Linked DNA regions of Mus musculus: region 2 is linked to region 1. A link is a contact called in ENCODE Hi-C or POLR2A ChIA-PET data. All regions are on one chromosome and are shown on one strand. The core of a region is the stretch at or near the end of the contact, and the rest is flanking DNA. Distances in the headings are between cores, read along the strand shown. Region 1 holds the start of Fip1l1 (FIP1 like 1 (S. cerevisiae)). Region 2 holds the start of Pdgfra (platelet derived growth factor receptor, alpha polypeptide).

Region 1 (5,128 bases), core at 381-2,880:
TCATTAATCAACTCGTTGTTGATGTCTAAACTCTTTGTCTAGACAATGATTTGAAAGACAAACTCTTTTCCAGACTGGAAAGAAAAGCAATTCACTCTGCAAAAGACAATCAACTCTCTCATGAAACCACCCAATTTTACTTTAGATGCACTTAACAGTGAGAATGGAGCTAACCACGGTGTGGTGGTGGTAACTGCCCACGGTACTCTCAAGCAGATAGTATCAAAGGCCAAAAGGATATGGTGCACCATACAACAGATGGAAGTGAAAGTTAAACAAGACGAAGGCAGATTTGGCCTAGTGAAGATTCTGGGGAAAGTGGCTATGTAGTCAATAAGACTTGTGGTCTAAAAGAGAGTTTAGCTCTGCTCTACTCCCCTCACCCCAACCCTGCTCACCCCATCTGCATACTCAGTTTATCTACATTTGCCTTTCACTCTACTCCAAATGCAGTTGGGTGCCTGGAACTTCTCTGTCTCTGGGCCTTTTGCATGTTCCTAATCTCCTTGTCAAGTAGCCCCCATGCAGAAACCCACAGAGCTTACAGCCCTTCTCCATTAAGGGATCTACTTATTTTAATTAATTAATTAATTACCACGTGATATTAGATTATACCTCCCTTTTAATCACTTGGCCGTGGGTCTTTTTACAGCTACTATTATTTTTAAATCCTTATCAACATGATGTGTCTATCATCTTCCATTAGAATAAAGGCTTCATGAAAGAAAGGATTTTTTTTTTAACCGCCAATCTATATAGTCTTGAAGAGTTCCTAGTACTTGGGTAGACTTTCATACATATTTGTTGAATTCAGGGAAGATTTTTACGAGGAAATTGTACACAGAAGTTGAAACAATTTAAGAATTTCCTACAGGGGAACAGGGCATAGCAAACAAGAGTTCAAAACTAAGAAGAATTAAAACCCTCGTGATCTACTCAGGTAACGAGGAATCAAGTGATACAGATAAAGTCTAACGCTCGACCCTCCTCATCAATCACTAATTAAGAAAATGCCCTGCAGGTTTGTCTACAGCCCGATCTTATGGAGGTATTTTCACAACCAAGGTTCCCTCCACTCAGATGACCAGTTTAAGTAACTTAAATAAAACTTTCCGGCCACAGAGTCTCCCTGTATAGCCCAGGCTATCCTGGAACTCACTATGTAGACCAGGGTGACTTGTCTCTGCCTACCAAGTGCCACTATGCCCAATACTAATAATTTTTTAAACAAAGAGAACGCATCCTTTATATATTAAATTTTTCTTTTGTTGGTTGTTAAAATTTCGACGAATTGACAATTGTGGTTCAGTCAAACCCGTGCGGGATGCTGGCCTTCAGGATTTTAAAATAGACTAGTGGAGGGAGAAAGGCAACAGGGACAGAAAAGAACAATGGTGTAGCAAAGGGAACTGGGGAGTGGGAGGAAGGTTGGGGGAAGGGAACTTCAAAGAAGACCAGAAGCCCCAGAGAAAGCCACTCTTGAGAAGCTAAGCTAGAATCCTTGGGGTGGGGCGGGGAGGGGGAGGAGCCAATCGCGCGGCGCTTGCGCAATGAGAGGCCCAGGTGCCCGCCGCCGCGGAAGCGTAACCACCTAGAGACGCCGCGCCGCTTGGGTGCCTGCGGCGCATGCGCAGACGGATCGGTCGCTGACTCTTCAGGGTCGCCGCCTCCACCGAGGTTGGCCCCAGATTTGAGTCTCGCGCTCTTCGTTCGCTTACCGGCGGCTTCCCTCCCATTCTCGCGCCCTGGGACGGCGAGGCTGGAAAAAGGGGTTGAGAGAGCTGTTGGCCGCCGCCTTTAACTTGTGCGTGGGGCGGCCATGTCGGCCGGCGAGGTGGAGCGCCTGGTGGAGCTGAGCGGCGGGACCGGAGGGGATGAGGAGGAAGAGTGGCTGTATGGCGGTACGGAACTTCCTGTCTGTCTCCCCGGTTCTCTCTGGCCTTCCTCCCAGCGTTTCAGGCCCAGGCGTCCGAGGCCTCTCGTATTGGCCCTAACCGGCCTTGGTTAGGCCGAGTGCGGCCTGCTCCCGGCCTTCGCCCGGACCCGCAGGCACTCACCGCGCGGTGGACGCGGGCCAAGGAGGCCGGGCAGCCCTGCGTCGCCCTCCTCCGCACCGCCCGGGCCTCCTCGCTTCTGCGCTCTCTATTCATGCTCTTTATCGATTCTGAGCCGCTTTGGTGTCTCTCTTGCTCAGTGGCTATGGGGTGCCCCTCCTCGTCCCTTTCTTTCAGAAACCGTCATTCTGTAATAGCAGCTAAATAAAGTCAGTGCAATGAAACTAACGTCTTGTTTCTTGATGGTCAGTTTGTATGGGATGCACCTGCAAGGGTACCTCCTTGTCTGAAAGTCGTGCTTTAAAAGTATTAATTAAAAGAAACAGATGAAATACACTGTGGTCCATAAAGAAAACCCTGAATTGTGGCCTGTATTAAGGTGAAGTGTTTTGTTTTTGTTTTTATTTTTTGTTTTTTGCTTTTTAAAGAGCCCTGTATAGTCCACGTCATAGTTGTATCTCGTGACTCTTCCCATAGGCTTGTATTCGGTGTTTTGTGTTTGTGTCCCCAAATTTAATGCGTCATGTACTTTGTTTTTGTAGGGGACATGTCTGATGTCTGAGTTTTAACTTTAAGTCGTAATCCCCCTTGGCTGTTATACCAGATTTGAAAGTATTTTGTTCTTTCCTAGAGCATACATTCTTGACATAAATTTCATAGATTATATAAAAGTGAACGTTAGCGTCTTAAGCAGCCTTTTAGTAATGAAACTCCGATAAACTTGTAAAATTGATTATTTCTTTAGTGGAAAGACAGCATCGGTACTACCCTTAAAATGTGAAATGTGTGGGGTTTCTCTTAGCATGATGTGTAAATCCCCTTGTATTTCTTTCCATAAGAGATGTGTCTTGCTTATGAAGTGATCTAACTTTGGCTATGCTTGTAGGCCCGTGGGACGTGCATGTGCACAGTGACTTGGCAAAGGATCTAGGTTAGTGCTTGTGATCTTCCCTTCAGATTTCTATACTACTTGTTGCTTAAGCTTGGTTTCTTTATTTACTTTATTTTATTTTATTTTATTTGGTAGATGAGAATGAAGTTGAAAGGCCAGAAGAAGAAAATGCCAGGTTGGTGAACTCTCTCCTGTTGATGTCTTACACAGATTGCGATTCTAGCAAGTTGTCTACTGTTTGATCATAATCCTTGGCGAAATTGCATTTTGACCAAAGTTGAAGGACTGTTTCTACTTGTGGACCAATCCTGTCCTGTTTTCTAGTAACGTATAGGACAATTTTTTGAGTTATTAGGTACTTGCCAACTTTTCACTGTAGAGTAACTTTCACCCTTAATTGAGCTTAGAGGTGTACACAACATAGTTGGGTTTTTGTTTTGTTTTGTTTTTCAAGACAACGTTCTCTGTGTAGTGTGCATAGCCCTGGCTGTTCTGGAACTCACCTTGTAGAGCGGGCTGGCAAGAAGATCCACCTGCCTCTGCCTCCCACGTGCTGAGATTAAAGGCAAGAGCAACTTTATCTGGCTGAGTGTAGTTGTTAAATTACTAAGAAAAAAAATAATTTACTGTAAGAATTAAAATAACTAAAAATTGTTGCTTTCATAGTTTGTTAGTGTTTTTATAGTGTCACTTACTTTTGGTATAATTTCTTATTTTTCTTTTCTTTTCTTTTCTCTTCTTTTCTTGGAAACAAGCTCTTACTGACAGGCCTGGAATTCCCTTTGTAGACTAGGCCAGCCTTGAACTCAAAGACATCTGTCTGACTGCCTCCTAGAGTGCTGAGATTAAAGACGCGCCACTATGCTTGGTTTGGCTGTAAACTAGTGCTTTATATTTTAAATTCATAATGGAACTAGTTTTTGAAAGGAAACTATGCTTGCTACTATACCATGAACAGAATGGATGCTATTTTTTTAATGTTGATTTTCTTTGTTATTATACAAAACAGTATTTTACAGAGTGTCCAAGGAACCAGACATTTACTCAGAATGTCACTACATCTAATGCATATAAGTACATGTCGTGTTAGCTTTAGTTTGATCTGGTGACTGTCTGAAATGATGAGGGGAGGAGTGATCTTGAACAGAGCAATTAAGGGCCAGAGAAATGGCCCAGTTGGGGACATTCATGCAGCATAAGATGTGGACATGAATGAATACATTCTAGGAGAGACTTAAGACAGTTAGTACTCACTGTCTACTCTATTGTTGAACTCTAGGTTCAGTGAGAGACTGGAAGAGGGATTTGGAAGATACCTGATGCCTTTGGCTTCCACATGGCTTCCACATGTATTCCCCCCTCTCCCCCCGCCCCAAACACACACATACACACGAAGCATTTAAAGAAGATTTAGGTTTTCAGAGTGGAGGAATTAATGCTTCAGTCCTAGCATGATAGCTCTAATCCAAAAGGCAAATAGCTCTAATGAAGACATGGAGAACCTGGGCTGTTTGTACACTGTTGCTGCTATTATAAAGTGATGTCTCCTTGGGAGCTTCCTCAGATGTTTAAACAGTTATAATGAATTAAGCAGTCCTACTCACTTTAAATTAGAGAAATAAAAACATACATGAACACAAGAATTTGAACATTAGTGTTCTTAGCATCAATCATAGCTGGTCCGTAAAATGGAAACGACCTACCTGTCCACCAAAACAAATTAATAGGTTCATTGCAATGTACCCTTATGGAAGTATTTCCTGGTGGAAGGAAGGAAACTGAGTATTGACTTGCTACAGTATGAGTGAACACGTGACATGTGACATCAGTACATAAAGTTTCCAGAATAAGCAAATCCATAGAGAAGAAAAGGCCAGTATTGTGGGATAGGAGAAAATGGGGATGCCGGGTGATGTATACTTACTTCTTTTGGGAGGCTATCTATGTACACAGTCTAGGATTTCACAACATGATTGTTACACTGTGTACAGAGTCTATCCCTTTAAGTATAGTGTTTAAATGGGTGGATGTGAATTATGTCTTAATGGAGCTTCTAAAATGAACACAGGTGATGGAAATCCATTACAAGTAACTTCCTTTGTATCAGAAGAAAAAGAGATTAAAACATAGGATACATGGAAGTAAGGGAGTGAAAGTAGAAATAGCCTCCAAAGAGCTGAAA
Region 2 (5,579 bases), core at 505-3,004, 620 kb after region 1:
GCTTGAGGCAGGTAGTGGGATTAGAGCTGGTAGGGTGTTCCTTGCAAAGCAGGCTCTCCTCTGCAGACGCTCAGCCCCAAACTCACCCCCTCCTTGGGTACCTGCTACAAAAACCTAAATCTTGACTTGCTTTTAACAACAGATGAAAGCCCCCCCAACCCCTCGCTCCGTGTGTGTGTGTGTGTGTGTGTGTGTGTGTGTGCAAGCCTGTTCGCAGACCTTACCATCCTGTTCATTATCTACAAACATTACGGTATCCTGCTAGCATTCCGAACAAGGGGCTGTTCATACATTTCGCCTTCAACGGTTTCCTGAAGGAACATGTGGAAGTAATAGTGAGCAGGGCAGTCACCCGAGCTGAAGATACACCAGAGGCGGGCGTGCAGAAGGGCGGAGGAGAATTGGGGCTCTCAGCCCAGCTCCAGGCATCCTCTTCCCGAGCCTGATATCCCCACGGTCGGTCCTGTCCCATTTAGGGACAGCACTCGGCATTTCGGGGAAACCTCTGTGATTTACGCCAGAGCCTCAGGTCCACTATAGTGGTGAAATAACCGATGGTTATTCGACGTTTTGTTATCAACCTGGTCACCTTGTCCATTTTAATTTTGATGTGTGAGATGGAGGTGGTGGTGGTGGTGGTGGTGGTGGTGGTGGTGGTGGTGGTGGTGGTGGAGATAGAGGACTTCTCACACCCCCCCCCCCACACACACACACCAAAAGCATTCAAAAATAGAGCGCAAGTCGAAGGCCCTCCCTTCCCCCACCCGCTCCGGGAAGTCCCGCTTCGCCCAGGTTTGGTTCCTGGAGTGTCAGCGCCCCCTTTCCCTCGCCAGCAGGATCGCCGTGTCCCAACTGTCTCTCGCTGGGTGTCTTGGGTTCCCTGGTTTGTGGCTCAAACGTCCTGAAAGCTTTCCTAGGGTACGTCGCGTGCGACCCACTCGGAAGGGTGGAATTTAGGAGGATAAAAATCCTTCTGCCATCAAGATGCAGAGGGCAGGCATTTGGTAGTCACGCCTAGCCTGAGCGTTTTCATATGAAGATAGAAGAAGCGAGGACCAGATAACCCCCGAAAACAAAGGCAGGACCAGATAAGTGGCTCCGAAGGGATAAAGGTCGTTCTTTCCTTCTTCCGGAGAACATCCCAAAGGTACGCCGAGCAACCGTTATTTGCACACCGCCTCACAATCCAGCCTTTCAAAAACCCATCATCTTCCTATTAGACTCCACAGTTTCCTAATCCCATTAAAGGATTAGCAACTACACGGCACTTTCCCTTAAGACCCCCAGTTCAAAACGACGCAGCCGCGTTAGAATTTCTCCCCAGGGCCATATTTCTAGCGAGGCCCAGACTGTCTATAGAAAGGATAATTTGAATTCTAGATTTATATTCGTTTTAGAAATGAGCAGCAATTTTACGTGTATTTTCTTTTCGAAGAGAATACAAAACAATAGCACCCCCACCCCCAAATTGGGAAGTCAACTCATTTTGGAAATGATGGCTGTTTGTAGTTTCCTGAAACCTCTTTCCCGGCAGAACGTCAACACCTCCCCCTTCGGCCCCCCACCCCACCCCATCTGGTTTGCTCCCCCCTCCTCGTTGTTGTTGAAGTCTGGGGGTTGGGACTGGCCCCCCTGATTGCATAAGAGCAAAAAGCAAAGAAGAGGTCTTGAGCCTGAGAGAGTCAGAGAGCAAGGAGTCCTAGGGAAACTTTTATTTTGAAGAGACCAAGGGGGGGGGGGACTTCATTTCCTGACAGCTATTTACTTTAAGCAAATGATTAGTTTTTGGAGGACGGACTATAACATTGAATCAATTACAAAATGCGGGTTTTGAGCCCATTACTGTTGGAGCTTGAGGGAGAGAAACAAACGGAGGAGCTGCGGGGAAGGACTGGAAGCTTGGGGCTTACTTTTCACTCCGGGTATCGGATTTTCTTTGCAAATTGACATAGAAGGAGAAGGTAAGGGAGAGGAAAAAGTGACTTTTGTTTCTCAAGAAGGTCCCTGATCATAACTTGGGGCTGCAAGAAGCTAAGTAACTTCAAATTTTGGGCAACGAGGAAAACAAAAACAAAACAGCTGAGTTCAGTGGTGTGTCCAGAAAGTAACTTATTCTGAATAAACTTCACTGGAATGGGGGGTGTGGGGGGGTAACCATTAGAGAGTCAAAGATAAAAAAAAAAAAAGAAAAAGAAAAAGAAAATGAAAAAAAATCCAGACCTATTTTTAAAAGCAATGTTTTTTTTTTTTTCCCTACACAATCCTATAGCCTTCCAAAGAAATTGTTAGGCTTACATTTTTGAGGTTTTCCTCCAGGGTGGGGGTGGCGTTCGTGCTTACTGGGACGAACACCAAGTAACATTGGGGGGGTGGAAGCCGCGGCGCTTGGCCTCTTGGCAGTGGGTCACGGAAGAGGACAGGTTTTTAATGAGTATTTTCATTCGTCGCCCGCGGTTTGGCGGGACTACGCTGTAGCGGGTGGTGCGGCGCGAAGCTTGGGGAGGGGGCGCACCAGGAGAAGTGTGTGTGTGGAGGGGAAAGGGGCGCCGAGTGGGGCGCGGGAAAGCGCTAAGAAAAAAGGGAGGTGTGAAGGGCTCGGCTGGAGGAGGTCGGACCTCGGATGCCGGCCGGGCACACTCGGCGCCAGTCGAGCCCTCGTAATTACTGGACGGCGCTGCTGTTGGAAACATCTGGGGCCAGACTTGAGCGCGGCGGTGGCGGCTGCAGCACCGTGAGAGGGGCGCGCGGGCGAGGGGCGCAGCTCCAAGGGTTCCGGAGAGATTGGAGCGAATTACTTGGGTGCTAGAAGCCTCGGGCGGAATCCGCAGTGCGCTGGGATCGTGCGCCTCTCACTCCAGCGACGGAGGCAGCGGCGGCAGCGGCGGCGCGGACGAGCGATCTGGAATAATGACAAACACATTTGGCCTCGAGTGAAGAAGTCGTCCTGGCCTCGCATTCCAGCAACTGGGATTTGAGGAATTTCAAACTGCACTCCGAGGGGCCCTCATTGTGCTCCGTAGTCCCCACCCCCACTCGGCTCACTTGCGTCTCCAGTGGAGTCTTTTCTGCACGGCCGGGGGTTGGGGGGGCCTGGCTCTTGCTTAGTCCTGGCCGCAGGCAGCAAAGAGGCAAGATCCCTGGCTAGGAGCTGACCTCTTGTGAAGAAGTCAGGACATCTCTGAAAGGACAGACGTGGGTGCAGGTAAGCAGAAATGTAAGAGGCCAACCACCCTCGCCTCCTGCCTACGGAACTCTGGGTGCTTCTCTGCCCTGGGATGATGGATGCGAGGCACTGGTCGCCTGAACGCAACCTTTCCAGTGCCCCCCCCCCCCAACTTTCCTCCCAACGCTCAGTATCCTGCAAAACTCAGGGGCGGTCTCCGCGCAGCCTTCCCTCCTTCACCGTTATTCCCTTGGAAATCAGTTTATACATGTGAGATTAACTTCCCTCGAGCAGGGCCGGGAAAGCAGGAAGCGATCTCTTGGCTTTGAAGCTTCTGAGGTCGGCGATTCTTTCTGTTTGGAAGGCGTGTGGGGCAGTCTGCAGAGTAAGGCAGTATGACTCGGCCCTGGTCTGCAGCAGGACCAAGCCAGAGCCTCGCAGCCAGGTGTGCAGGAGTTGCCAGTGACTTGGCGACCAGCCTTGGCGAGAAAGGAAGTGTTGGCCTGTTTGTCTGCTGTGGGGAGTCCTTGCAGAACCCGCGCTTAGAAACTCCCAGGTCTGCTAAGACCTCTAGAAGACCCGGAGGGTGTGCATGGGGGAACCCAAGCTGGGGAGGGGGCGTGGGTGGCACTTTTAAAAGTCTGGGCTGCCCAGCGTCGGACAGAGCTGCCCAGAAAAGCCCCAGGCTGGGCGGTGTGGGAAACGGCTTTTTGGCTTCGTGGCGGAATTGCTCAATGTTTTGGACTGAATTGCTTCTCCTGAATGGTTTCGGATCAGTCTTAGGCAGCCTTGAGGAGCCGGAGGAGGCCTCTAGTGTAAACCCACACTGTGGTCTGCAGCTGTACAGCCCCAGATTTAACACCCAAAGTCTCAGAAGAGGCTCGGGGCTCAGGGCGCTCCTCGGGCGCACCTCTTCTGCCGTCGCACTGGAGTTTACATAACCTCTCTTAGGCTCGGATTTTCCCCTGACCAAGGCTTTCCATCTCATCCTTCCTCTCGTCCTCTTTCTTTGCAAATTCCTCTTGATGAGGACTCCTTCGATTTCCCAACAGGAGTGTGTGTGTGTGTGTGTGTGTGTGTGTGTGTGTGTGTGACACACCAATTAATTTGTCGCCGTGGTCAGTTCCTGCTTAGGAACCCTTGCAAAAGTCCTGTTTTGGGTTGTCTCTAGTACAGCTGGGTTTCTAAAGCTCGCGGGAGAGAAAGAAAGAAAGAGAACACAGTCCAACTCCACTGTTTATTGCCCCGGATCCCTTCTTTTGCTGGAGTCTGCAGACCCGCAGGGTTCAGACTCAGAACCTGGCCTCCCACTTCTGGGCCCAGGGGCTTCTACTTTCTTCCTGGGCGCGGGCTGGGGAGAGATGCAGGGGGAGGGGCTTCAGGCTGCAAACGCGTCAGGCGCCGAAGCTGGCGGGCGGGATTTCTGCCTCCTGGGGACAGGACCTAGGCTGCGCGGGACCTGGGGACGTGGTGACCATCCTTCTGCCTGGTGACCTCGAGGGGTGGGATCCCCCTCGGGCCTTCAGTGAGTAGCATCCAGGTTAAAGGTTGCTGACTGGAAAGCTGGATAGGTGACTCAAAGGTGAGAGGCTCAGCGACAGTCTGGCCGCTGATGGTTGGGTTGGCCGGAGGCATCAGCATTGAGGAGGAGAAGGAGAAGGAGGAGAAGGAAGACGAGGAGGAGGAGGAGGAGGGGGAGGGGGAGGGGGAGGAGGAGGAGGAAGAGGAGGAGGGGGAGGAGGGGGAGGAGGAGGAGGAGGGTGGGTCTTGTAGGAGAGTACTCAGTGTGGGATGCAGAGTACGCAGCTTTCGCTGACTGCATTCTGATTCCCGACCTCATCGGTGCCTTTTTTTTTTTTTCCCTCTGAAGTAGTTCAATGTTTTTTTCTTTTGTTTTAAACTGAAGGGTGGACCACCAATACTAGCTGGGAACTTAGACGGTAGTAAAAGGGGATAAATGTAAGCCACGGACTTGGAGAGTCTCTTTCTTCTACTTCAGTTCCCTTCCTTCCGGAAGGTAGAGAAGCTAGAGGCATGAAGTAGAGCAGGGGTGCCCAGGGGCAGGGCAAACAAAGGGGCAAGGTGGGCACTCCAGACCCCGAATCACAGAGCTTGGTCCAGCCTTTGGTTCTGGCGGCTGCGGTCGGTGCTGGCTGGCCTGCAGGAGGCGCTGTGGCTCGCCTGTAACCCTAAACCTGGCCCCCTCCCTCCACCCTGCCCAGTCTCCTCTCAGGTCGCAGTTGAAAACAATGCAAACGCTGAGCATAGAGCCTGGGGCGCGGCGGCCTCCGCAGTCCTGAGCTGGAAGGAAAGGGACTTGGGCTTGGGCCTGGGATCGTCGGGTAGATCCGTGTCGCCTGGTATCTGGTGGCGATCTTGTGGCGCGGGGGTTAAGGGAGACAGGGAGAGAGGGTGT

Evidence for each region. Hi-C counts contacts between places; a loop is a spot of excess contacts on that map. ChIA-PET counts read pairs that join two places held with the same protein, here RNA polymerase II (POLR2A).
Region 2: a loop to region 1 is called in a map of left cerebral cortex, with 3 times the contacts of the local background. The contact joins the promoter of Pdgfra here to the promoter of Fip1l1 in region 1. A Hi-C loop is called at or near these places in 8 of 37 maps with a recorded cell type or tissue (heart and left cerebral cortex). POLR2A ChIA-PET finds 5 or more read pairs at or near these places in 1 of 5 experiments (Patski).

Annotation. Positions count from the first base shown.
Region 1 is chr5:74,533,861-74,538,988 of GRCm38, forward strand. Fip1l1 (FIP1 like 1 (S. cerevisiae)) reads left to right here and starts at 1,631. Exons shown (of 18, transcript NM_001159573.2): 1 at 1,631-1,901; 2 at 2,941-2,985; 3 at 3,082-3,121. The coding sequence starts at 1,820.
Region 2 is chr5:75,150,497-75,156,075 of GRCm38, forward strand. It overlaps Pdgfra (platelet derived growth factor receptor, alpha polypeptide), which reads left to right and starts at 1,755. Exons shown (of 23, transcript NM_011058.3): 1 at 1,755-1,961.